Regions from separate parts of the Homo sapiens genome. Here all the other regions are linked to region 1. A link is a loop called in an ENCODE intact Hi-C map of the cell type or tissue named here. Cell type or tissue: OCI-LY7. All regions are shown on one strand.

Evidence for each region. Hi-C counts contacts between places; a loop is a spot of excess contacts. Peaks named below come from ENCODE experiments on the same cell type or tissue, not always from the same donor. Only the 100,000 strongest peaks of a DNase experiment are listed, where the experiment ranks them.
Region 2: a loop joins it to region 1, with 5 times the contacts of the local background. A loop is called at or near these places in 4 of 110 quality-filtered maps.
Region 3: it touches region 1 in a loop (3-fold over the local background); 16 of 110 quality-filtered maps call a loop at or near these places.

The regions. Positions count from the first base shown.
Region 1 is chr12:130,913,291-130,921,290 of GRCh38, reverse strand. No RefSeq gene overlaps it. Among named protein-coding and RNA genes, the nearest start is that of ADGRD1, 37 kb to the left of the region's middle. In OCI-LY7, a CTCF peak has its summit at 4,915; DNase peaks (open chromatin) are centred at 4,520 and 4,910; H3K4me3 peaks cover 736 bases; H3K27ac peaks cover 492 bases.
Region 2 is chr12:130,975,125-130,983,124 of GRCh38, reverse strand. ADGRD1 (adhesion G protein-coupled receptor D1) reads right to left here. Exons shown (of 25, transcript NM_198827.5): 5 at 1,062-1,241. Among named protein-coding and RNA genes, the nearest start is that of ADGRD1-AS1, 15 kb to the left of the region's middle. RefSeq lists an enhancer at 2,589-3,579. In OCI-LY7, a CTCF peak has its summit at 1,994; DNase peaks (open chromatin) are centred at 1,824, 2,174, 3,084, 4,064 and 1 weaker place; H3K4me3 peaks cover 4,403 bases; H3K27ac peaks cover 5,063 bases.
Region 3 is chr12:131,101,716-131,109,715 of GRCh38, reverse strand. ADGRD1 (adhesion G protein-coupled receptor D1) reads right to left here. Exons shown (of 25, transcript NM_198827.5): 16 at 4,782-4,885; 17 at 3,851-3,962; 18 at 839-992. Among named protein-coding and RNA genes, the nearest start is that of LINC01257, 59 kb to the left of the region's middle. RefSeq lists an enhancer at 4,612-4,681. In OCI-LY7, CTCF peaks have their summits at 4,652 and 4,870 (motif pointing left); DNase peaks (open chromatin) are centred at 4,865 and 7,815.

The sequences.
Region 1 (8,000 bases):
AACAGACCAATACACCAGCCTTGGCACAGCTGGGAGCAAGCCTGTGACTCAGGCTCTATGCAGATGGCCCTCTCCCCTGGCACTTTGAATCTCCAGCAGCAATGAACAGTCTGTACCTGCATCCTGGCCTCAGCTGTGATTCCTGCTGTCCAGCCTTCTGAAGTGCCCTTGGTTGGTTCCATTTTCCAAGATAGACCCTCTAGCTCCACAATGATGCTGTGAACCCCTGACGTCCTTTCAAAAATTCCCTTTTTGCCTAAGAAAGTCAGAGTGCTTGCAATCGAGAGCCCTGACTAATACACTTGATATCAGTGGAGAAAGAATGTTTACACATACTTCGTACATCCTCGGCCAAGCTGGCCACCCCGATCTCCCCTCCACTAGCTCTGATGCAATGGCTGAAGTGGCCACACCCTTGGCAAGATCTCCATGAACATGTCTTGTGAATTTACGACAATCCAACCAACCAGTCCTGGTCATTCGTTGGCCATAAAATGCACATTGGCAGAGAAGGATCCATGAAGCCAGTGCTGAATTCCAAGAGCAAGCTCAGATTTCTGAGCGTAAGTGATAAAACTTGATTCTGGGAGGAGAAAGGTCAGGATAATGCCTCCTCTGTCTGAGCACATGGACCTCCACTCTGAAGAGAGAAGAACAGGAGAGATGGCCAGAGTGAATGCTCAGGGGACAGAGTTTTGTTCCCTCCATTCAGCCCTGCTGTGGTCTCACCAATGCCTGGGCTCACCAGGCAGTTCACACAACTTCTGGATCTGTTAACTTTCCTCCTACGGTGGCGTCCCTAGATCGGAATGAAAATCTAATGCTGTGGCCGCTGCTGCAGCAAACAAACCCAAACACCGAATGGCTCACACGTGATGGATGTTTCTGTCTCATTCTCACAAGTCCAAAGGGTGCTTCCATGTAGCCAGCAACTGTGTCCTTCACGTGGTGACTCAGGGACCATGGTCCCTTCCATCCGTGGCTCTGTTTGTAATGTGTGGCCATTGAAGCTGCCTTGTTAGTCACCTCAAGCCAGTAGCAGAGAAAGGGAATGGCTGGCCGTGTGGCGGAAATATTTGCGGGTCACGACTGCAAGTGTCACGTACGGCTTCTATTCACATCCCATCGGCCACATCTAACTGTGAGGTGAGGCCAGGACATTCAACCACATGCCCAGAGAGTGAGGTCGTTTGCCCAGGAAGAGGAAATGTGTGGCAAGTGCTGACACTCGGCCACGCAAAGACTCAACTTGGAGGCTGAAAGTGCAGAAAACACCACAAGCAGCCATATTCCAACCCAAATGATCAGGGCAGGTGTGTATTGAAAGAAGGCAGTTCTCTAAATAGGTTTGTGTTTCTGATGACTGCCTGGTCTGCCCCTGGGAACTAAAGTCCAGGACAAGATGATAAAAGTGTGACCCCAATTAACTGCTCCAATTTCAACATGGGAGAATATGATTCCAACATGGAGAAATATGACTTCAACATGGGGGAATATGATTTCAACATGGAGAAATATGACTTCAACATGGAGGAATATGATTTCAACATAGGGAAATATGACTTCAACATGGGGGAATATGATTTCAACATGGGGAAATATGATTTCAACATGGGGAAATATGATTTCAACATGGGGAAATATGATTTAAACATAGGGAAATATGATTTCAACATGAGGGAATGTGATTTCAATGTGAGGAAATATGATTTAAACATGGGGAAGTATGATTTCATCATGGAATATGATTTCAGCATGAGGGAATATGATTTAAACATGGGGAAATATGATTTCAACATGAGGGAATATGATTTAAACATGGGGAAATATGACTTCAACCTGGGGGAATATGATTTCAACATGGGGAAATATGATTTCAACATGGAGAAATATGATTTAAACATAGGGAAATATGATTTCAACATGAGGGAATGTGATTTCAACGTGAGGAAATATGATTTAAACATGGGGAAGTATGATTTCATCATGGAATATGATTTCAGCATAAGGGAATATGATTTAAATATGGGGAAATATGATTTCAACATGGGGAAGTAGATTTCAACATGAGGGAATATGATTTCAACATGGAGAAATATAACTTCAACATGAGGAAATATTTAAACATGGGGAAATATGATTTAAACATGGGGGAATATGATTTCAACATGGGGGAATATGATTTCAACATGAGGGAATATGATTTCAAATAGAGAAATATGATTTTGACATGGAGGAACATGAGTTTTAGGTGCTAAGTATGAGCAACAGAGACGTTAGACCGGCAGACCCTTTGGAAATGGGCTGGCCCTCGATGCTCTGAGGTCATGGGGAAATCTTAGCCTCAACCAAAACAAACAAAAGAAAATAAAAGAAAACCACTCTTCTCGTGCCCTGGTTCAAACAGTTCCCTTTACAATTCTAAGCTGATGGCAGCATTGAGTAGCCGCACCTGACAGCTACTTTCTCCCCTTCTTCAAGGCCTGTTTGCCACCAGCTCCCTTCTCTGAGTGCAGAAAGCCTGTGAGGCTCACAGAGGCGAGGGCCGCCAGCCCGATGCCTGCAAGGTGGGGTGAAACCATAGGCACTCCATAAACTTGGCCACCTGGCCCCCAAACCACCTGCCACCCCTGGAGTCGACGGCTCCTCCTGCACCACCTCATAGCTAATGAAGGATGCAATCACGTTGGCCGTCTGGCAAATCTACATGTCTGCCAGGGCCCCGCCACAGGGCGCGGTGGGAATTAATACTGGGAGGTTGTGCCACGTTCCTGACGAGTGCAACGCGGGTCAGGGAGGGGTGACCTTTCCCTCTCCAGATGCCGTTCTCGCCTAGACACCAGCCACCCTGAAGGAACTGAAACAGGACCCCTGAAGTGAGCAGGCGCGTGTGGGCCGCTGTTAGCGCACAGCTTCTATCGAGACATCTAGAATATGTCTAGATGTCTAGAATATGTCTAGATGCAGAACTATCAATTCTAGAATTCCACGACGAAATCTTTCTCAAGGTTCAGACTCCGAGCCTCAGCGTTCTGCTCTGCTGCCCCCCTCGTGGAGATGGGTGTCTACTGAGCTCGCGGAGCAGGTGGGTGTCACCTGCGCTAACAGGTACTTAGTAAGGGGGTCCGTTCGTCAAATGGAAACACGCCACCCTTATCGTGAAAAGGGGAGCCGTCAGTCCCCACTTTCCCCTGATATCCACTATCTTTACCATCATCTAATGACGGAGGATGACCCGGTGTCCTAGCGGGATTACCAGGATCCCACCAACGCTAGCCTCACCTCCAGATACTCCACGCTCACCCAGCGTGTGCCCACCATGTTCCAACCACACAGACCAGCCGGGTCCTCCAAAAGCCCGCATCCCTCCTGCCTCAGAGGCTTTGCACACACGCCCCCTTTCCCTGGAATATGATCCACCCCACCCCACCTGTGGCTCTCTTGGCCAATGAACCCCGGTTCTTCCTTGAACCTCAGCACTTCCCCGACTTCTGAAGCTCACAGCCCCCGTTAGACACGTTCACAGCTGCCCGCTGCGCTTCCTCGCTGACAGCATTTAAAAGTTAGGAATTACCAGTCTCTGTGCTTGTCTCCCAAACTAAAATAATAAGCCTCAACAGGAGAGGTACCAAGCTGAGTCTGACTCACCCTTTGTCTCCAGCCGCTAGTGCAAGTCAGGCCTCCCGCACAGGGCTGCCCAATTTTCTTGAGTGAAGAGATGAGATGAATCCTGCAGGTGGTAAACAGGGTGGAGGTAGGCTACTGCCTTCTGTGGAAGTGCCTTCCTCGAGCTACGTACTGCACAGCACCCTAATACCGACGCGTGGTTCAAGAACCACTAGCCTCAGTGTCGGCCGGGAGCCGGTTAGAAAAACACAGAGTGCCAGGGCACCCCAAATTTCTCATGAAAGTTTGAGAGGTGCTGCACAGTGAAACTGAGGAAAGCATGCATGGACGAACAAAAACCTGTGGCTTTTGTCTCAGAGTCCCTTTGCTAAAATCTTGCCGATTGCCTCTTTCCAAGCATCAAGACCTGATATCCTCTGAAATCTCAGAAATCTCTAAAGCGATGATATTTGACAGACTTATGTGGCCTTACGAACCACCTGGATACCTCAAAGGACTTTTCCAGCTTAAATTGATTTATCTGATGCCCCCACAATTGACAGAGCTACTGCAGCTGGCGTCACGACGTTAAGAGCTGCCACAAAGTCTCCCTGTTTTCTTGAGTGTTTACGTTATACCTTCAATGATTGACCTTCCAGAGACACGATTTCACTGAGGCTTAGAACATTGAATTATTTCAAGACACAGCTCCACACACACGTATTAGTTCCCCTAAAAACCTGGATATTAGGTGCATCTGAACTACCCTAGGTATTCAGTGGCACAGCGTCTGCCTCGGCTTAAAATATGACTTCCCAATAACGTTGTTATTTCTACGATTCCTTTGCTGGCTGTGCATGCAGATATCTGCGGTTTCATGTGCCTCTTTGCAAAGGCAATCAGCCCAAGCAGCCGAGCGTAAACGCATTTCTAGTCGTCTGTGCTGCTCAGGGCGTCTCAGAAGACACACCAGTCTTTCCTCCCCTAAGTTGTAATGCTCTGAAGCACTTAAGGATTTCATTAGCAATGAACTAATCGCTGTTCTGCAAGACCTGAAAAGAAAATTAAAATGTGACCCAGAAAAGGACACCGTCCTTTGGTACTGCTTAGGCAGCCGAATCTCTCTTGTTCCAAACGACACCTGCTTGATGTGGCTTTTCTTCCGTAATAAGTTACAAATCCGTACTGCGATCATTAATCATGAGAGCCTCATCCACGTCCCCTTTTTGAGAAGGTGAGCTGGAGGGGTGATTACCGCGGACCATTTGAACAAAGGCGCGTAAGAGTGTGGCCACAGCGTGGAGCGTGAGCGTCCCCATGTGTCGCGAAGGGGAATTTATTCCATGAATGTCGCAATCGCCAATTGCACAGCGATTCTGAGAGGCGGCAGCCCGGCCGGGTCCTGCGTGCCGGGGATGCGGAGGTGCATTAGACAGTCAGGCGCCCTACCCCATAGCACATATTTCAGCTGGACAGCAAATATCTGTGTGCCCCACAAACAAGTCCCAGAGGACAGGGACCTCTTGCTTGGTTTACCAAGAATCACTGAGCGTCTAGAAAGGGTTTGGCACAGGTGACCAATAAATATGTATCGAATGAACAAATACAAATAAAAAGACAATTACGCATTTTGGGCAAGGCATGTTGGCTCACACCTGTAATCCCGGCGCCGTGGGAGGCCAAGGTCGTCTTGAGACCAGGAGTTTGAAACCAGCCTAGGCAACATAGTAAGACCCCATCTCTACAAAAAATTAAAAAATAAAAATTAACCAAGCATGGTGGCACGTGCCCGTAGTCCCGGTTACTCAGGAGGCTGAAGCAGGAGGATGGTTTGAGCTCAGGAGGTCGAGACTGTAGTGAGCTATGATCACACCACTGCACTCCAGCCTGGGTGACAGAGCAAGACCCCATTTCAAAAATTAAAAAAGAAGGAAATTATGCATTTTAAAAATGTGGTTGCATGGGCCGGGCGCGGTGGCTCACGCCTGTAATCCCAGCACTTTGGGAGGCCGAGGCGGGCGGATCACGAGGTGAGGAAATCGTGACCATCCTGGCTAACACGGTGAAACCCCGTCTCTACTAAAAACATGCAAAAAAAGTAGCTGGGCGCGGTGGCGGCGGCCTGTAATCCCAGCTACTCGGGAGGCTGAGGCAGGAGAATGGCGTGAACCCAGGAGGCGGAGCTTGCAGTGAGCCGAGATCGAGCCTCTGCACTCCAGCCTGGGCCACTGAGGGAGACTCTGCCTCAAAAAAAAAAAAAAAAAAAAAAAAAAAAAAAAAGTGGTTGCATGTTTTTCTTCTTGAGTTTGAAGAGTTCTGGTATATTCTGGATACAAGTCCTGTATCAGATATGTGACTTTCAAGTATTTTTGCCCATTCTGGGATATACATACATTTTCATTCTCTTAGCATCATTTGAAGAGAAGAAATTCTTGATTTTGATAAAGTACAATTTATAATCTTTTTTTATTTATAGATCATACTTGTGTCATATCTAGGAATTATTTACCTCACCCAAGATAACAAAGATTTTCTCCTATGTTGTCTTCCTGAATTTTAGCAGTTTTAGGTGTTACAGCTAATTCTATTACCTTTTTTGAGTTAATTTTATAGATGATACAAAATATTAATTGAGGCTTGCTTTTTCTGCCTATGGATGTCCAATTTCTACAGCATAATTTGTTGGAAAGATTATCTTTTCTCCGTTGAATTTCTTTTGCAGCTTTGCCAAAAATCAATTAACCATATGCCTATGAGTTCATTTCTGGACTCTCTACTCTGTTCCATTGATCTTTTTGCCTGTCTTTATGCCAATACCACACTGTCTTAATTATGATAACTTTGTAGTAATTCTAAAGTCGGGTAATGTAAGTCTACCAACTGTACTGATCTTTTTCTAAGTTGTTTTGGTTCTTCTAGGTCCTTTGTACTACCATTTAAATTTTATAATCGCCATGTCAATTTCTTCAAAATCTGCTGAGATTTTTATTGGAATGGCATTGAATTGATAGATCAATTTGGGGAGAATTGACATCATAATAATACTGAAACTTTCAGACCAAGAGCACAGTCTATGGCCCATTCATTTAGACCTTCTTTCTCTTAGTAGTGGGTTGTAGTGCAGTGTCCTTTACATCTTTTGTGTCTACATCATTTTTATGCCTTTGTAAGTTATATTTCTATTTCAATTTCTGCTTGTTCATTATGATTACAGAAATTCAATACATGTTGTATATAGATTTTATATCCTTTTTTTTTTTTTTTTTTGAGACAGAGTCTTGCTCTGTCACCCAGGCTGGAATGCAGTGGTGCGATCTCAGCTCACTGCAACTTCTGCCTCCTGGGTTCCAATGATTCTCCTGCCTCAGCCTCCCCAGTATCTAGGATTACAGGTGCATGCCACCATACCCAGCTACTTTTTTGTATTTTAGCAGAGATAGGGTTTCACTGTGTTACCCAGGCTGGCCTTGAACTCCTGAGCTCAGGCAATCTGCCCACCTCGGCCTCCCAAAGTGCTGGGATTACAGGTGTGATCCACCGTGCCTGGCCCACTTTTCAATTATAGCAGCTTTTTTGTAGATCATATAGAATTTTCTACATATACAATATACCATCTGCAAATAAATAATGCCTTTACACTTTCCTTCCCAATCCAGTTCCCTTTTATTTCTTTTTCTTGCCTTATTGCAAGAGCAATTGCACATTGCACTGCACCTCCAGACAACATCGAGTAGACACAATGAGAACAGGCACTCACCCGTGCCTTGCCCTGATCATAGGAGAAAGTCTTTTTAGCTGCTTAAGTATAAATATATATTAACTGTAAATTTTCCATAGATTTCTTTCATTATGATGGGGAAGCTACCTTCTAATTATAGTTTGCAGACAGTTTTAATCAGAAATGGATGTTGAAGTCTGTCAAATGCTCACTAGGCTTCTATTGAGATGATCGTGTAATGTAGCTCCTGATATGTTTAATTATATTGATTAATTTTTAAATGTCAAGTTAATCTTACATTTCTGGGGTAATGCCTACTTGCTCATGATGTATTATCCTTTATATATATGTTAATTTGGATTTGCTAATATTTTAAGAATTTTACTCAAATATTGATGTTCAGTGCTATAACTTTCCCTCTAAGAATGTAATGCTATAAATTTCCCCCTAAAGCCACTTTAACTCATCTCATAAGTTTTGACATGCTGTGTTTTCATTCTCATTTACTTCAAAATGCTAATTTTTCTTTTGGTTCCTTTTTTGACTTATGGGTAGACATGTGTTATTGAGTTTCCAAATACTTAGAGATTTTGCTGAGTTTTTTTTATTGATTTCCAATTTTTCCAACTTTTTATTCCACATGACCAAAAAATATATTTTGTAAAAAAAAAAAAAA
Region 2 (8,000 bases), 62 kb before region 1:
GTTAGGGAAGGTGCCCAGGTTCACACAACTACCAACGTCCAGAGGCGGGATTTGATCCAGCCTGTTTGGGTCCAGAGTTCACGCTTTTTAATAACTGGGCCATGCAGCCTCCCTTAAGAATGAGCCAGAAAATGGATTTCCCTTAAATACATCAAAGATGTTTCCTACCGGAGGAGATCATCCTAGGCTTTTGTGCTGCCCCCTCCACCTCTGCCCTTCCCTTGTTGGGCTCCAGTCCTGACTTGGCCCCCACTCCATGCCACCCTGAGTCCTTCTGTGTCCCCAGCCACCTGTTCCCCTTCTCCAGCTTCCACTTCAGACCTTCGTCAGCCTCTGCAGCCTACTGCCCCACGTCCATGTCTCAACACCCACCTGCAAACTCAGCCAATGTGCAGGGACTCCTGTTCTCTTCCCACACATCCAGGGCCCCTCCCTCCTCCAAGACCACGCACAGTCCAGTGCTTCATGCGCTCTCCCCTAGCCCCTTCCTCTGCTCCCCGATTCTTCAGCCTCTCTCTCCAAAAGCTTCTTCTCGTCATGCTTTAAACAATTTCAAGTCTATACCACTAAGAAGAAGGAAGAAGAGGAGGGGGAGGAAGAGAAAGAGGAAGAGACAAAGACTGTGAGAGAAAAAGGAGGCAGATGAGGAGGAAGAGGGAAAATGAGAAGGAAAAGAAGGAGAAATGTAACCACTGCTTGCACTTTGCACACCATATCTTCAGCTTAATGTCCTGGAAACCGTGAGGTAAGTACTGTCAATATCATCTGCACATCACAGGTGTGATCACTGAGGTCAGTGTGGTCAGGTAACCTACAGCAGGCACACAGTGCACGGGCAGACGGAGCCCAGGCTCTGCACCAACCAAAGGCGGCTTACCAAGGGCACCTCCTTGCCTCTCCCCATGCACCTCCCCAACAACCCTTAAAGGAAAGGAGCTCGGGTGCCAGGAGGCAGCAGCATCCCTGGGCTCCTTGGGCTGCGTTGGGCTTCTCAGCGTCCATTCTCAGAGAAGACTCCACTCCTCCAGGCAGAGCCTCCCGGGACCGATGCTGTCACTCACCTGGGGGGCTGAAGGAGGCCTCCCATGTCATGGAATTGTCCCGCGTATACAGCTCCACAGAGCCTCTGCCACCGCTGGAGCAGACTTTGAACCCATTGGAGATGACCTGTCCCCCATACGCAGAAGGGATTGGTCTAGACTGTTCTCCTTGTGTCTTCCAGAAAAAAGAAAACGTGACCCCTGAGGAAAGTCACAAGATCAGTTATTCACAGAGAGCAGGGGACTTGACTTCTCGCAAGCACATGGTTCTCTTTGCTTTTTATTTTTCATTCGAAAAGCATTTTGTCCCCATTCTAAAGGCAGTGTATGTTCAGTTCAGAAAATCCAGACAGTGATATTTGCTCATGTTTATTAAGGGCTCACACAGTGCCAGGCACTTTTCTAGGAGTTTGAAATGAATTCTCGCCTTTTAAAAAGTACAAAAATCCTGCTTCATCCCCACTATACAGATGAAGGAACTGAGGCTCATTCACTCAAGGTCACCAGTGACTGATGAAGATCGCTGCAGCCCCAGGCAGTTCCCCGCCCCCACTCCCCGGGATCATGCAAATGTGAAGACCTACACCCTCCAGGTTTCTCTCCTATTCCTCCAGAAATGTGGTTAGGGCGGCTCCTTCCTAAGCCTCTTCTATAAATAGATTTTACAAAGACACGAACCATCTCAGGCACACTGGTTTATAAACAACATTTCTATAAAGTTTACTCCACCGTGAACTTCCTCCGATGTCCATAAATACACTGTCACGTTGTCACTTTTATGTCTGCACAGCGGCGCATTCTAAACAAGCACCACAGTCTTTTTTTTAAACAGCAATCCCCTGTTGCTGGATCTTAAGGTTTTCTTCCACTTTTTGAAGAAATTTTCAAACAGAACTTGAAGCAAATTCTTTTGCATATCTCAGACTATATGCCTTTAGGATACATTCCCAAGAGGGCATTTCTTGCCAAAGGGAAGCACACTTTTAAGGTTGTTGATATCTTCAATTGTTCATTTCCCGCAGTTGGATACAGAGGGGGCAGCAGCTGAAACCTTTTTCAAGACTCTAGTCTGCACATTCGTGGTAAGTCCTGACCCCAGGCCCACGCTGCGGGGGAGGAGGGATTGCACCTGGACTAAATGGTCTGAGCGACGCATGTTAGCATGAATGAGCTGGCTCATTAGTTCATGTTGCCTCCGCCACCAGCAGCAGATAGGACATACCTCAAATGTGTTGTGGCAGTATATTACAGTAAATTATGACAATTAGATATTGTACCTTTGTGGGTGCAAAGTCCTACTGTGATCAATGTAAACATGGAAAAACAATGTAATTTTTATGATCCTCATGTGGGATTTCTCCATGTTTTTACTATAAGAGGAACTGCAGGCCGGGCGCGGTGGCTCACGCCTGTAATCCCAGCACTTTGGGAGGCCGAGGCAAGTGGATCACCTGAGGTCAGGAGTTTGAGACCAGCCTGGCCAGCATAGTGAAATGCCGTCTCTACTAAAAATATAAAAATTGGCCGGGTGTGGTGGCATGCACCTGTAGTCCCAGCTACTCAGGAGGCTGAGGCAGGAGAATTGTTTGAACCACGGAGGCAGAGGTTGCAGTGAGCCGAGACCACGCCATTGCACTCCAGCCTGGGCAACAGAGCAAGACTCTGTCTCAAAAAAAAGAGGGTCCAGGCATGGTGGCTCACGCCTGTAATCCCAGCACTTAGGGAGGCCGAGGCGGGTGGATCATGAGGTCAGGAGATCGAGACCATCTTTACTAACATGGTGAAACCCCGTCTCTACTAAAAATACAAAAAATTAGCCAGGCGTGGTGGCAGGTGCCTGTCGTCCCAGCTGCTCAGGAGGCTGAGGCAGGAGAATGGCGTGAACCCGGGAGGCAGAGCTTGCAGTGAGCCGAGATTGTGCCACTGCACTCCAGCCTGGGCGACAGAGCGAGACTCCGTCTCAAAAAAAAAAAAAGAGGAACCGCAAAAGCCCAGCTCCTGAGCATGCCCCGCACCCACCCCGACCGCTGTTCTGCACTCACACCCACTGGTCTGGGGGCCGGGCTCTCTGCTGAAGGGGAAGTCAGGGCAGGGCCTGGCTGGAGGCTCTGTGGAGCTTGGGCCTCTCTGGCGTTGCATTTTGGAGCTCTGGTTGTCTCTATTCCACTTCTCTGCCTCCAGTAGCATCTGCCCACCTGGCCCTTCTTTGTGTGTAAACTCCAGTGTGTGTGTGTGTGTGTGTGTGTGTGTGTGTGTGTGTGTGTGTGAGACACTAGCTGCCTGTCTGGATTCTGCCCCTGACAGCTGGAAATACATCCAGCTGCCTCACCCCCGCCAAGCCTGGCCCAGGCACATGGGTAAGAGGGTTCAGTGGTGCTGAGAGAGAACACGTGCCCAGAACTGGTCCAAAGAGGCCCATGATGGGACGGTGGGTGCAGGGGAGAGGCAGAAGGATATTTGCCCTGGGCTTTATTTCTATAAATGGTGCCAAATTTAGACTTTAGACCTTACCTTCACATGAGGTTATGGACACAGTCTTAGAGAGTCACTGAATTCAAAGAAGACATTTGTCATTCGTGTATAAGGCAGTGTCTCATTGCCCACCATGCTTTCTGTGATGCCTTATGAATTAACATATCTGTTAGAAGTCCTTCAAATGTCTTGTGACAATATATCAAGACAACTATACCTTTGTGAGTTCAAAGCCCTCGCAGGATTCAGGAAAAACACAGCATACATTTTATAACCCTGGTATGGAATTTCCCCATTTTATTTTTTAAGAGAAGAAGAACCTCAAAAAAATTGGAAGAGGCCTGGACCTTTCTGGACCTCTGAGAGGCTACGGGGTACAACTCCAAGCCCTGCGGCATCTGTCCTTAGGGCTCCTGGGAAAGAAAACAGCCTTCCCGAGTGCCCAGTAATGTGGGTTACCGCAAAAGGGTGCGACTGTGGGGGTTGCACAGAGGCCTGGGGCAGCTGACGCTGGTGTCCCCAGACCTGGCTGGCACCACCCACACCCACCTCATGAACGGGCTTCCTGCAACACCTGCCTTGGGCGCTGAGGGGTACAGAAGCCAGGACAACCCCCCGAGCCTCCCGCCACTTCCCTGCCTTGGGCGCTGAGGGGTACAGAAGCCAGGACAAACCCCCAAGCCTCCCGCCACTTCCCTGCACACTCAGAAACAACCCGTTTCACAAGGAAGTCAGCACAGTGCGTTGTGAAATTTTTGTTATGAAACAAATTCCCAGTAGGATTCATGGAAGTTAATTTTTTCCAAAAACTTTGCTGCATTTTAAAATTTCTTTCACTCAATTCAAAATGAGCCTGTCTTGGCCAAATGTCTTTCTGTTCAGGAAGAAAAATAAAAATAAAAAAATTCCATGTGGTGTTAGGTAAGGGTAGATCGAAGGCCATCCATGGTGCCGGTAACCAAGCTTTTCATTTAGTTAACTCAACGCACAAAACAATGACTTCTACCTGAGCAACAGCTTATATTTAAGTATCAATTCACGTCTTCATAGAGTCATAACAAATTCACAATGTGCCTTCCATATTAGCCTTTTAAGGAACTTTGCCTCATGGAGTTGGGCCATCAATACAACAAGGAAAAATCTGAAGGAAAAAGAAACAAGCACAATATTGACAAACTAATTTGATAATTTTTTCTTGTTATAAGCACTGAATCCTAAAACATCCAAAAAATAAAATGAGGAAAGATCTTTTTTGACAAGACAAAAAAAGGAAAAATAAAAATCTAGGAGTCATAAGAAAAGACTAATAAATTTAAGTGCATAAATATAATATTCTGCAAGGCAAAAAAAATTACCGTAACAAACTCAAAGACAGACAACCATCCAGGGAAAGAATATTTGTCACAGATTTACTAGATGAGAAGTTAATTCCCTTCATATGTAGAGACCACGGCATAAGACAAAGGATGATTTCTAGCAGGTGAGGAGAACTTATATGGGCTGAGGTTAAATCCTCCCAACAACCTGTGAACTAGGGGTCATTACTGTCCCCATTTCACAGGGGAGAAAACTGAAGCACAGGGAGGTGCGGTAACTTGCCCAAGGCCACACAGCTGGTCTGGGACGAGTCAGGATTTGAACCCAGGCAGCCTGGATCTGGAGTCTGCGTTTGTAATCACTGTGCTGTGGCTCCCGCCCTTCCCTTGGAGATCATGCATGCAGCTGCCCTTCCCAGGCCCACAGACTCAGCACCCTGCAAGAGCATGATCAACACATGCCAACAAAGCAGCGGCCCAGGAGGGCGCGAGGTTATACAGGCATGCGGGCCCGCCTGGCGTCTGTACCCACACCCCAGTCACCACAGACCACACAGCTGAAGGCTGACTCGGGCTGGGCCTATCAGAATCACCAGGACTGACCCAGGCATGGGCAGGCTCACCTGACAAAACCAGAACTTGGAGCTTCTGAGCGGATGCTGCTCCCACACCAGGAAAGCAGCCTTGAGAACAGAGCTGGAGCAAGGCAGGGACAGGGTCTGATGGCCGTTCTGGCACCCGGACCAGCCTGTGGCCCACCACGTTTCCCAAAGAGCCACGAGGATGCGCGTCCCATACGCTTTCACGCAAGACTCAGAGCCCGTTTCCCGGCTGCCTCATGGGCCCTGTGCCTGGTGTGGCCAGGAGGAGACACTCGTTTGCATATCGAGCCTTTAAAATTCTCACTCCACACCCCCACCCCAAAGCCCCACTCTAATCGCTTCCTGAAATGACTGGGGCTGTAGGACACCCACTTTCCCCATGGGAATAAGAAATTCTTCCCTTTCCCCTTTCCCTGCTCCTCTAACAAAGCCACACGCAGGCCATCCTGGGGAATGGCCACCACCTTCAGTCACAGCGACAGACAGCAGAGAGTCCTGCAGGCTGAGGAAAACTGGAAAATGCTGGCCCTGCCTTAAGGGGCAGTCACTCCTTACCCCTGACCAACTGCTGCCAGTGGGGTGCAGGGGAGCAGTTCTCATATTTTAAGAGAAGTCAGAAGTGTAGATTTTTAAATGAAATTTTCCCATATATAAAGGTTGAATTTTTTTGAGACAGTGTCTTGCCCTGTGGTCCAGGCTGGAGTGCAGTGGTGCAATCATGGCTCACTGCAGGCTTGACCTCCTGGGCCCAAGTGATCCTCCCACCTCAGCCTCCTGAGTAGCTAGGATGACAGGTACACACCACCTCGCCCTGCTAAATTTTTTTTTTTTTTTTCATTGAGACAGGGTCTTCCTGTGGTGCCCAGGCTGGTCTGAAACTCTTGGGTTCAAACAATCCTCCTGCCTCGGCCTCCTAAAGTGTTGGGATTACAGGTGTGAGCCACTGTGTCCTGCCAGAATTGAATGTTAATTTTAAAAGAAAAACACTGAAAGCACCGGGAGAAATTCCATTTCTGGAAACCTCGTGGGCTGGGGTATTTGGATCCACCCACCTGGCAGGAGACAATGTAGAAAGTCTCACTCTAAAAACAGAAGATCAACACGGCGCCCACCAAACCAAGCACGTATAGTCAGCCGCGGATTCCGGGATGTGGTATCACATGAGTTGCGAGAATCACCTGGAGAGACTGGCTAAAAATGCCGATTCCCAGGCCTTGTCCACTGAGACTCAGAATCAGCACGTCCTGGTTGGGGCCTGGGAACCTGCAGTTGCTGCCACCCAGGGCCTACGAGCTGTACTTGGAGATACACTGTGCCACAGCATCGTGGCAGCTCAGGCTCATCTTGCATCCTCTCTGGGCCTCAGTTTCCCCATCTGTTCAAGGAGTGTGCTGAATGAATGCTTCTCTGAGGATCATCTGCTCCACAGGCCTCCAAGCCCCCTGACCCCAGATCGCCTGAGTAAGAGAGTAGCTAGATCCCTGCCAGGCCCGTGTCCCCCAGGCCCCTCTGGAAATTTCTATCCTAAAACTCCACCTGCAAGTATCTTAGCAAATTGTTGACAGCGTTTTAAATTTAGGAAACAAATGCAAAGGGGGAAAAAGTCAACTCAAAGCTGAGAAGAGGGAAATGGCCGTGCGGAGATGCTCCAGCTGCTGCCTCGGGACCTCAGCAGCCTCTCTGGGGTTTATAAGCAGAAGAAGTTCTTAATGCATGTGAGGAAAAAGCAAAGGAAACATTCACAGAGGGAGGAAGGTGAAGCTGAGGGGCTAATCGGGGAGGCTGCCTTTCCCAGGAGCTGCCAAAGCCATTCACAGGAGAGCTGGAACTAGAAGCAATGGGCCGAAGTTACTCGAGACGGAATTTAGCCCAATATCAGAAATAACACACTAAAAGTCAGAGGAGTCCAATAGCGGAATGGGCTTCTTTTTCTGCCGTTGTCTGTGTTTTTACTTGTTATATCAAATAACATCATCTTAACCGACACAGCAATAAATCAGAGGTAGAAATGAGAGTAAGCAAGGAAGAATTACCTAATAATCTGCACCTTGATGCTGGAAATGACCTTTTTTGGATTTTATGCAATCAGTTCCCTTTCATTTAACTTTATTATGGTCACAGACTTCACATGAGATCTACCTCCTAGCAACATGCTTGAGTGTCCAGTCAGTATTGACTATAGGTTCAATGTAGGGGAAATGATTTCTCTAGGAGTCGTGAATGGCCCTTGTTCAGTATTCAAGTGAAGGTGCAGCAAACCCTGGATGGAGATGCATTCAGTGTGCAGTATCTATGGTGTGCCAGGCACTGAGAACTCATCACTGGCCAAGGCAGACTCAGTCCTCGTCCTCACTGAGCTGAAGACCAAGTAAGGGAGACGGAAGTGACAGGCCATCGTCGGCCGTGCAAGTTGTGGGAAGAAATGTAGGGGGAGCAATAAGGGCATGAGACAGAGGAACTCACCTGGACTGGAGCTCATCCCCGTAAAGTTTACACTTGAGCTGAGCCTTCAAGGTCTCCAGGTAGGTGAAAGAAGGTGCCAGAACATTCCAGCAAGTGCCCCTTCCTAT
Region 3 (8,000 bases), 190 kb before region 1:
ATCCAACAGCAGAATATACATTCTTCTCAAGGGCATATGGAACACTTTCCAGGATAGATACTTACTAAGGCATAAAACAAACCCTAATACAGTTAAAAGGACTGAAGTCATACAAAATATGTTGTCTTTCCACAATGAAATAAAATTAGACATCAATAATAGAAAAAAGTGAGAAACTCATGAATATGTACAAATTAAACAACATAAATAATCAATGGGTCAAATAAAAATTAAATAAATTTGAAAATACTTTGAGATGAATTTAAAATGAAGACACAAAACATACAGGATGCAGCTAAAGCAGTGAGTAGAGGGAAATATATAACTATACATGCCTATATTAAAAAAGAAAATCTCAACTCAGTAACCTCAACTTTCACTTCGACACACTGGAAAAGAAGAAGAAACTAAAGCTAAAATAAGCAAAAGAAAGGAAATAATGAAGATTGAAGCAGAAATTAAAGAAACGGATAATAGAAAAACAAAAAAGAAAATCAAACCAAAAGTTGGTTCTTTGAAAAGATCACCAAAATTGATAAACCAAGTCAGGAATGTTGGAAATGTTTCCAAGTGATGGGGACTTTTTGCCTTTGATTAGCCAGTGGATTCTCCTTCCTATTTGGGTCTCTAGGAGGCACCAAGAAGGATAATATGAAGATGAAAGCACATCTGACTTTCCCTGTCCCATCCGATCAAACCCCATTCCCACCTCCCCCCATCCCCACCTGCCCCTTCTGTCCCCACTTCCACCTGTCTCATCCTGTCCTACCTGCCCCATCCCCACCTGTCTCTTCCTGTCCCTCCCGCCCCGCCATCCCACCTGCCCTGCCCCACCTACCCCATCCCATCCCATAGTAGTAACGGTGCTTGCTGTCCTCCGACCCAAAGACCTTGATCACCATGCTGTAGAGGTGCAGCCCCTCCACCAGCATCCATGCGAAGGCACTCAGGAAGAAGTAGTGTAGGAGCACGGCCATCACTTGGCAGGGGGTCTAGGATTTAACCAGAGATGGGAAGTGAGACAGCTCTGGGGTGGGCCCTGGGCGTGGCTATGATCCCAGCCTCCCAGTATCCATGTCCTGGGTGGTCTTTTGGTCATGTGACCATGTTTCTTCCCAGGGTATCTTCCTGTTGCTCAAGCCCAGGGATTTGGGTGTAGCGCTTGACTCAGGGCTAGCCAATTACAGCACCATGTTGCCCCCAGGGATGGTGATTGGTTCAGGAGAGGGCACAGGACTCAGGCCCAACCAATCAGCAAAACTATCCATTCCTTGCAACAGGATTGGCTCAGGGATGGGCACATGACTCACCTGGTCCAATCAGGGTGGATTCTGGGGCTAAGGCAGGGACTATGGAAGAGTTTCCCTCCCTTCAAGTGAGGACTGGAGCAAGGAACTTTGGAAGCCACGTGGCTCCCAGAGAGGTGTGGAGCCTGCCGCCTGCCATGTGGCTGAACCCTACATGCTGGGACTTCTAGTTCTAACTAAATTGACTGCAGCTTCCAAGTTGTAGTTACCCAGAACTGAAAGGGGCTCAGGCGACCATGCTGCTCCATAGGCTTCCCCTCAATAGGGCTCAGGGACAGAAAGGCAGGGCCTTGGGAACCTCTCCATTCCTTGCCTGGGGCCTGGAGGCCCCAGGTGCCCAGGACGGAGAGAGTTGGGCCCTGCACAGTGCAGCCTCAGATCCTCCTGGGGCTCCACTCCTCTGCTCCCTGTGAGTCCAGGTGCTGGGAACAGCCAGGGCGTGTCCCTTAGCTCTAGATAAAAGGTCCAGGAAACCAGAGCCCAGGAAGGAACACAAACCAAGGACCCCAGGACAACCCAGCTCTGCTGGCGCTCCAAGTTCTGTCCTTCAGATACGCCCAAGGCAGTTAGTTCTCAGAGAAGAAATGTACAAGCCACTAAATGTGTTTCTTGTCATCATGATCTGTTATATCTAGATACAAAATAAGACATACCTATTATTTTTGTTGGCTCAGCAACCCCTGGCCCTGTGTCTTCCAGGACCAGCTGCCCCTTTTCCTTGGGGAGCAGCCCCTTCCTACCCCAGAGGCTCTGGTGGGACCAACCATTACAATCATCCTCTCCCATCTGGGCACAAAGGTTTACCCTGTAGGCATATCACTCAAACAGGACCAACTGGAGCCCTTCCCTGGGATTCTGACCCAGGTCTCTGGGAGAGCGGGACCCATCAGAGCCCTTCCCTGGGATTCAGACACGGGTCTCTGGGAGAGCGGGACCCATCAGAGCCCTTCCCTGGGATTTAGACACGGGTCTCTGGGAGAGCAGGACCCATCAGAGCCCTTCCCTGCGATTTAGACACGGGTCTCTGGGAGAGCGGGACCCATCAGAGCCCTTCCCTGGGATTTAGCCACAGGTCTCTGGGAGAGCGGGACCCATCAGAGCCCTTCGCTGGGATTCAGACACAGGTCTCTGGGAAAGCAGGACCCATCAGAGCCCTTCCCTGGGATTCAGACACAGGTCTCTGGGAGAGCGGGACCCATCAGAGCCCTTCCCTGGGATTCAGACACAGGTCTCTGGGAAAGCGGGACCCATCAGAGCCCTTCCCTGGGATTGAGACACAGGGTTCTGGAGGAAAGATGCTCTCCCAGTCCCCTAGGGCCACCAGCTGGGATTATAGACACCTGGAGCTGCTGCAGACCTGCCTCCCCTCCTGCTGCCAGCACACAGTGGGACCTTGCTCCCCAGTATGGACTTGAACAGGCAGCGTCAGCATCACCTGAATGATTGATAGAAATACAGCATTCTGAGCTCCACCCAGAGCTCCTAAACCAAAATCTGCACTGTAAGGAATCCTCATGGGAGGTTTCACACCGGAGCCTGAGAAGCGTCCAGCAGGAGAACATGAGGCCAGTGCACACCCCATCCATTCCACGGTGCATCCAGGAACTTCTCAGATGCTCCCGAGTCTGAGGTGGGGTGCCCTGTGAGGGAGGTGCTTGCTGCCACATGAAGGTGGGTCTGTCCATAGGCAGCAGCCCCAGGACATGCATGGGGACAAAGGGCTCTGCTGGGCAGTGAGGAGGAGAGGCTCTGCTGACCCGCTAGGCATGGGATAAAGCGTTCATCTTCTGTTGGCCAATCCTGATTGCACCCTAAGACCACAGGCTTATCCTGCTGGGTTCCTAAGAGCTTCTGCCAGAACCAGCTCCCTTTTTCCTCCCACACATGGAGCAGGCAGCCCTCTGTTTTTCTCTTCCATCAACTAGCTTACAAGCCCACATCATTCCACTGCTGGGTCACTTCAGAGAGTCTCAGCTCTTTGCCTTCTGTGAGGTCTAAGACTTCTTAGGGCCCCAGAGAACCCCCCACTCCATGCAAAGGGCAGGGAAAGATGGCATCTAGGTCTGCAGGTCTGCTTCGCTGAACAGAGGTGGCACAACTGTTTGCTGTCAAGCAGCTGATGAAGGGCACAGCCTGCAGCCAATAAGAGTCTTGGTCTGCCCACACCAGGCCGTCAGCTTGGCCAAGGACTGTGAGCCCTGTGCCCCAATTCCTTTATCTGTAGGCTGAGAGGATGACAGCTGGTTAGAGGGTGACATGGCTTCACAGATGCAAGCCCTTGTCATGGTGCCTCGCGCGTAGCTGGTGCTAGGCAGTGTGAGTGGGTGGCGGCAGCGGCAGCTTTACCCGAGGCTGGCGTGCAGCACAGAAACCAGCTCATGCACGTCACGATCTCTGCTTCCCCCGAGAAAACCACAGCCCTGGTTGTCTGGGGAGATGGGTTCTGAAATTTGAGTTGAAAAAGCTAGCAGAAGGTGCCACCCGGTGACATCCGAGGAGGCAAGGGAAGGACAGCGCAGGAACACGGAGCTGCGCCCACTCACCGTGCCCGGCTCGAGGCGGAAACTAATGAGCAGCAGGACCTGGGCCACCAGCACGGCGAAGGACAGGTTGGCGTGGATGTGGTAGCGCTGGTTCCGGATGGTGCTCACGGAGCTGAGGACAGAGGCAGGGTGTGAGGCCTGGGCCCTGCGCCGACCCAGTCCCCCAGGCTGGGCTCCCTGGCCCCACGAAGTCCCTATATCCATTCCTCCAAGAGCAGCCAGAGGGGTTGCTGTCACTCCCTGCTGTGGACCATCGATGGCTCCCTATTGCTCTTGGATCTGACCCCAGCTCCTTCCATGCCCACACAGCCCTACACAGTCTGACCCTGGGCCATGGCTCTGCTCTGAGTTCCTTTCTTTCCCAGCTCATGTTCCTGCTTCTCAAAGCCCCAGCTTATTCCAGCTGTGGGGCCTTTGCATAGCTGTTCCCATGCAGTAAACCCTCTCCCAGGTCCCCGCATGGCGGCCCAAATGTCTCCCTCAGCGTAAGCTTCCTGACCACTGCTGGGACCTAGCTGCACCCCTCGCTCTCTGCCCTGCTGCCTCGTGGCGTGATCACAGTGAAGATGTTTGTTCTCGCTTTTGTTTACTTGGTTATTGTCCAGCCCCCATCCAAGCATGTTCTCATCTCTCTTGGGCACAGTCGGGCCCTCAAAGCCGACCACACGCCTGTGCTGAGGAACGTGGGAGCGAGAGTGAATATCTGAGCACAGGGCTGAGGTGTCCCCAGGCCCATGGCCATCCCCTTTTGCCTGGCTCGGGTTCCACCAGAATTCCTGTGCCTGGGCTGGGGGCCTTTCCAGACCTTTCCAGCTAAGCCTGGTGCTCTTACCTCCACAGCCCCTCCCCTCTCCCGTGTCTCTTCCATCTTGAGATCTGGGTGCAGGCAGGGGCCGAGAGACTGTTGGGTGGATTAGAAAAGGGGACTCACGACAGCACGGCGAAGGTGACCAGCGTGGCCACCAGGCAGAGCACGGAGAGGGAGCAGCCCACATAGCTGATAGACGACAGCGCCACCTGGTGTCCGCGTGCAAGCTGCGGGGAGCAGAGCAGAGGCGTCAGCAGCAGGCCCAGGCACCCCATCGGAGCCTGAAGCTGCAGAGGGCCCAGGTGGGTGCACAGCTGGTCCCCTGTGAGTGTGGTGCTGACCACCAAGCCTGCCTCCCAGCCCAAATGTCTGTTGCTGCCACCGACAGAGGCCGGTGCTGGGGTTGCAGCCCTGGTTCTGTGCGTGCATGTCCGGTGCCCCGAGGTGCCCTACAGAACACTGAGGCTCCCTCAGCCACAGTCTCCAGACTGTGGCTGCCTGGCCCGGGCAGGCGCTGAGCCTCCTGTCTACACTGCAATACACAGGGCTGCAGACTAACAGTCAGCCCCAGAGCCAGACCTCCCGGGTTCAAGTCCCAGCTGGGCCACGTCCTGGCTGACAATCTGGGCCATGTGACACTCGGCTGTGAAATGAAAATAATGACCCCTCTCCATTCCCACAGTGGCCGCAAGGACTCCATGAATTTACAAACATAAAGTGCTGGAGCAGCTAGGGAAGAGCTGGTTACCGCCCCGGCCTGAGGCCACGACCCTCCCAGTCCCCGCACAAAGTAGTGCTAGGGAAGAGCTGGCTACCGCCCCCGCCTGAGGCCACAACCCTCCCAGTCCCCGCACAATGGCTGCCGCCTGCACACTGTGGGCCTCAGGAAAGCTCTCTAAATGGACACGGTGGTGATCGCCAGCACCCGTGTCTGCTGGGTCCCAACACCTTGTGGGAATGAGGCAGAACAGAACACACCTGGGGATTAAGCGGCTGCAGGGCCACAAAGGATAGAACCGAAGCCGCAGTTCACCGACCGCACAATCCAGACGGCGCCCCCTCGGTTCTGAAGTCGGGGCCTCAAGCTCAGACACATGTGACCCTGCGCTCCAGGAGGCTCCGGGCTCCTAAGCCACAGGCCTGGAAGGGCAGCCTCCCAGCTGCTCACGTGCAGGAGGGCGCCACGTGCTTCCTCCTGTGGCCCATGGCTCTTGTCAGAGGCCCAGCTGAAGCCTGAAGCCTGCATCATGCTGTCCCTGTCCGGCACTGAGGCCCCAGACCCCAGACCCACGTCCCCCCGTCCTCCGAGACGCCTGCCTCCAGCTTCCTCCTGTGGCATGCGGGTAGGGGGAGTCTAAATGCCTTCTCCCCGATCACCAGGACAAAGGAACAAAAGGAGGCCACTCTGAGTGTGTAAGGAGCTGTTGGCAATGAGGGAGGAGATGCCGCAGGCCCAGGGGGCCCCAGCTCAGGGTGAGGCAGGTAGTGCACTGGACCACGGGGAGCAACCTGGGGCCAGGGGGCCATGGGAAGCCCGAACACTCAGCAAGCACCGCCTTCAACTGTGATTCACAGCGGAGTGGGCTCACGCCCGAGGGGCTACAGACGTGCTAGATTCCTGGGTGCGTGGGGCTGGGGTAGGGGCAGCCTGGACGCCACAGCCTGTGCCTCCCATTTTAGCAGGAGCTCATTTTCACCCTGCAGGCCCTGGTATCTTCTCTGAGAACCAGTGCTTGCAGAAGGCAGGGCCTTGGCCTGGCCCCCTTCAGGAGTGAAACAGCTGTTGCCATGACACCAGCAGCATTTCCCCTGGAGGGGCCCTTTTGTGCTCTCCGGCTCAGGGACAAGGCAGAGAGGCTGAGGGCTGGGCAGAGCCACCTGTGCTGAACGCCGGCTCAGGCCTCAGCAGGCAAGGACCTGCGCACAACTTCCAATTTCCCAGGGGCTGGACTTCCCTCTCCACGGACGTTGTGGCTATCACGGGAAAGGTGGGCACTGCGTGGCCAGGGCCAGGGAGACGGAAGAATCCCCCTTCCAGGTTCATGATGCCCCAGGGAGAGAGGAGGGGCAGTCACAGGGGAGCCCATCAGTATCCCTGAGGATGAGAGGGAACTTTGAAGAAATGGGGCCCCCGTCCCCTCAGGAGAATGGCTGCGGTTTCTTGTTCTTGTTTCTGGTTATTGCAGAATCATGCAGTTAGGGGTAGGAGAGCCCCACTACTCCTTCTCCCATGGATAAACCTTTTTCCTTCAACTCCTGGGCCTGGCCTCCCATATTTGAGAAGACCTTCAGGCTGTTGACCTCTGACCCCTGGGAATCACAGCCATGCCCGTGGGCTTCCCTGCAGCAGGTGCCACGATGTCCCCTGGGTGTGTGCCTCCATCTTGGCTTCCCCTGACCCTCATGGGCTCTCCTGCACTGGGCTTGAGGAACTCAAGGTGGAGACTTTGGTGAACTCACACCGACTCTGCCCAGAGCCCACTCCCTATCGCTGCCTGGCAACACCCAGGGCACCTGGGACGCTGTGGGCGAACAGGGGCCTCCCGGGGGCCCGAGGCTGCCCAGTGCTGCCCATCTCTGCTCCACCAGGTGGGAGCTGAGGTCACAGGCATCTTCTGCCAGCAGAAGGGGCCTTGTGGGAGGGGTAGGCACTCATCAGTCACCTGCCGAGTATGTTTGGCAAAACAAGTTCCTCAACAGGCGGGTGCTGCCAGTGCATTCCCACCGCAGCATTCTCGGCAATGGAAACAAACATCTCCACCTGCAGACCGACGGGCCAAGAGCTACTCCCATTAATCGCATAGCCGCGGTGGGTGAAGGGAACTCAGTTTCTAGGCCACATTCCCCACGCTAAGTGTGTGACACTCCAGTTTCCGCATGACATTATTAGCAAATTGTCCATGAAATGATGTTTCTGCTTTCAGATAAGTTTGGAAAAAGCTCCATTCTCTGCACCCCTTAAAAGACTTTTTGGATGAATATAAAGCCACTTAAGAGTTCTGAGGATTCTGCAGGTAAAATAAACCCCCCTGTTCAGCTATGTTCAACTTGGCATCTCTTAAACTCTTTGGAGGAGGAAGGGAAGAGACCCAATGACAGCAATAGAGATGTGGTTTAAGAAGTGCTGTTTTAGAGGAAGTGAGATGTTTCAGAAACTAAGAATAAAACCAAATACAGGACACACTGACATTATACTGGATATGCAATCTTTCTAAGACAACTGAAAAGTCTTGTCTCTCACACTGATCTCTGCCTAGAGATGGAAGTAAGGGTCAGTTACAAGAGTTTTGGGCCTCAGCAGAGGGAATGGTTCTTGGAAACGAACGTCCAGCTCTTCAGCAG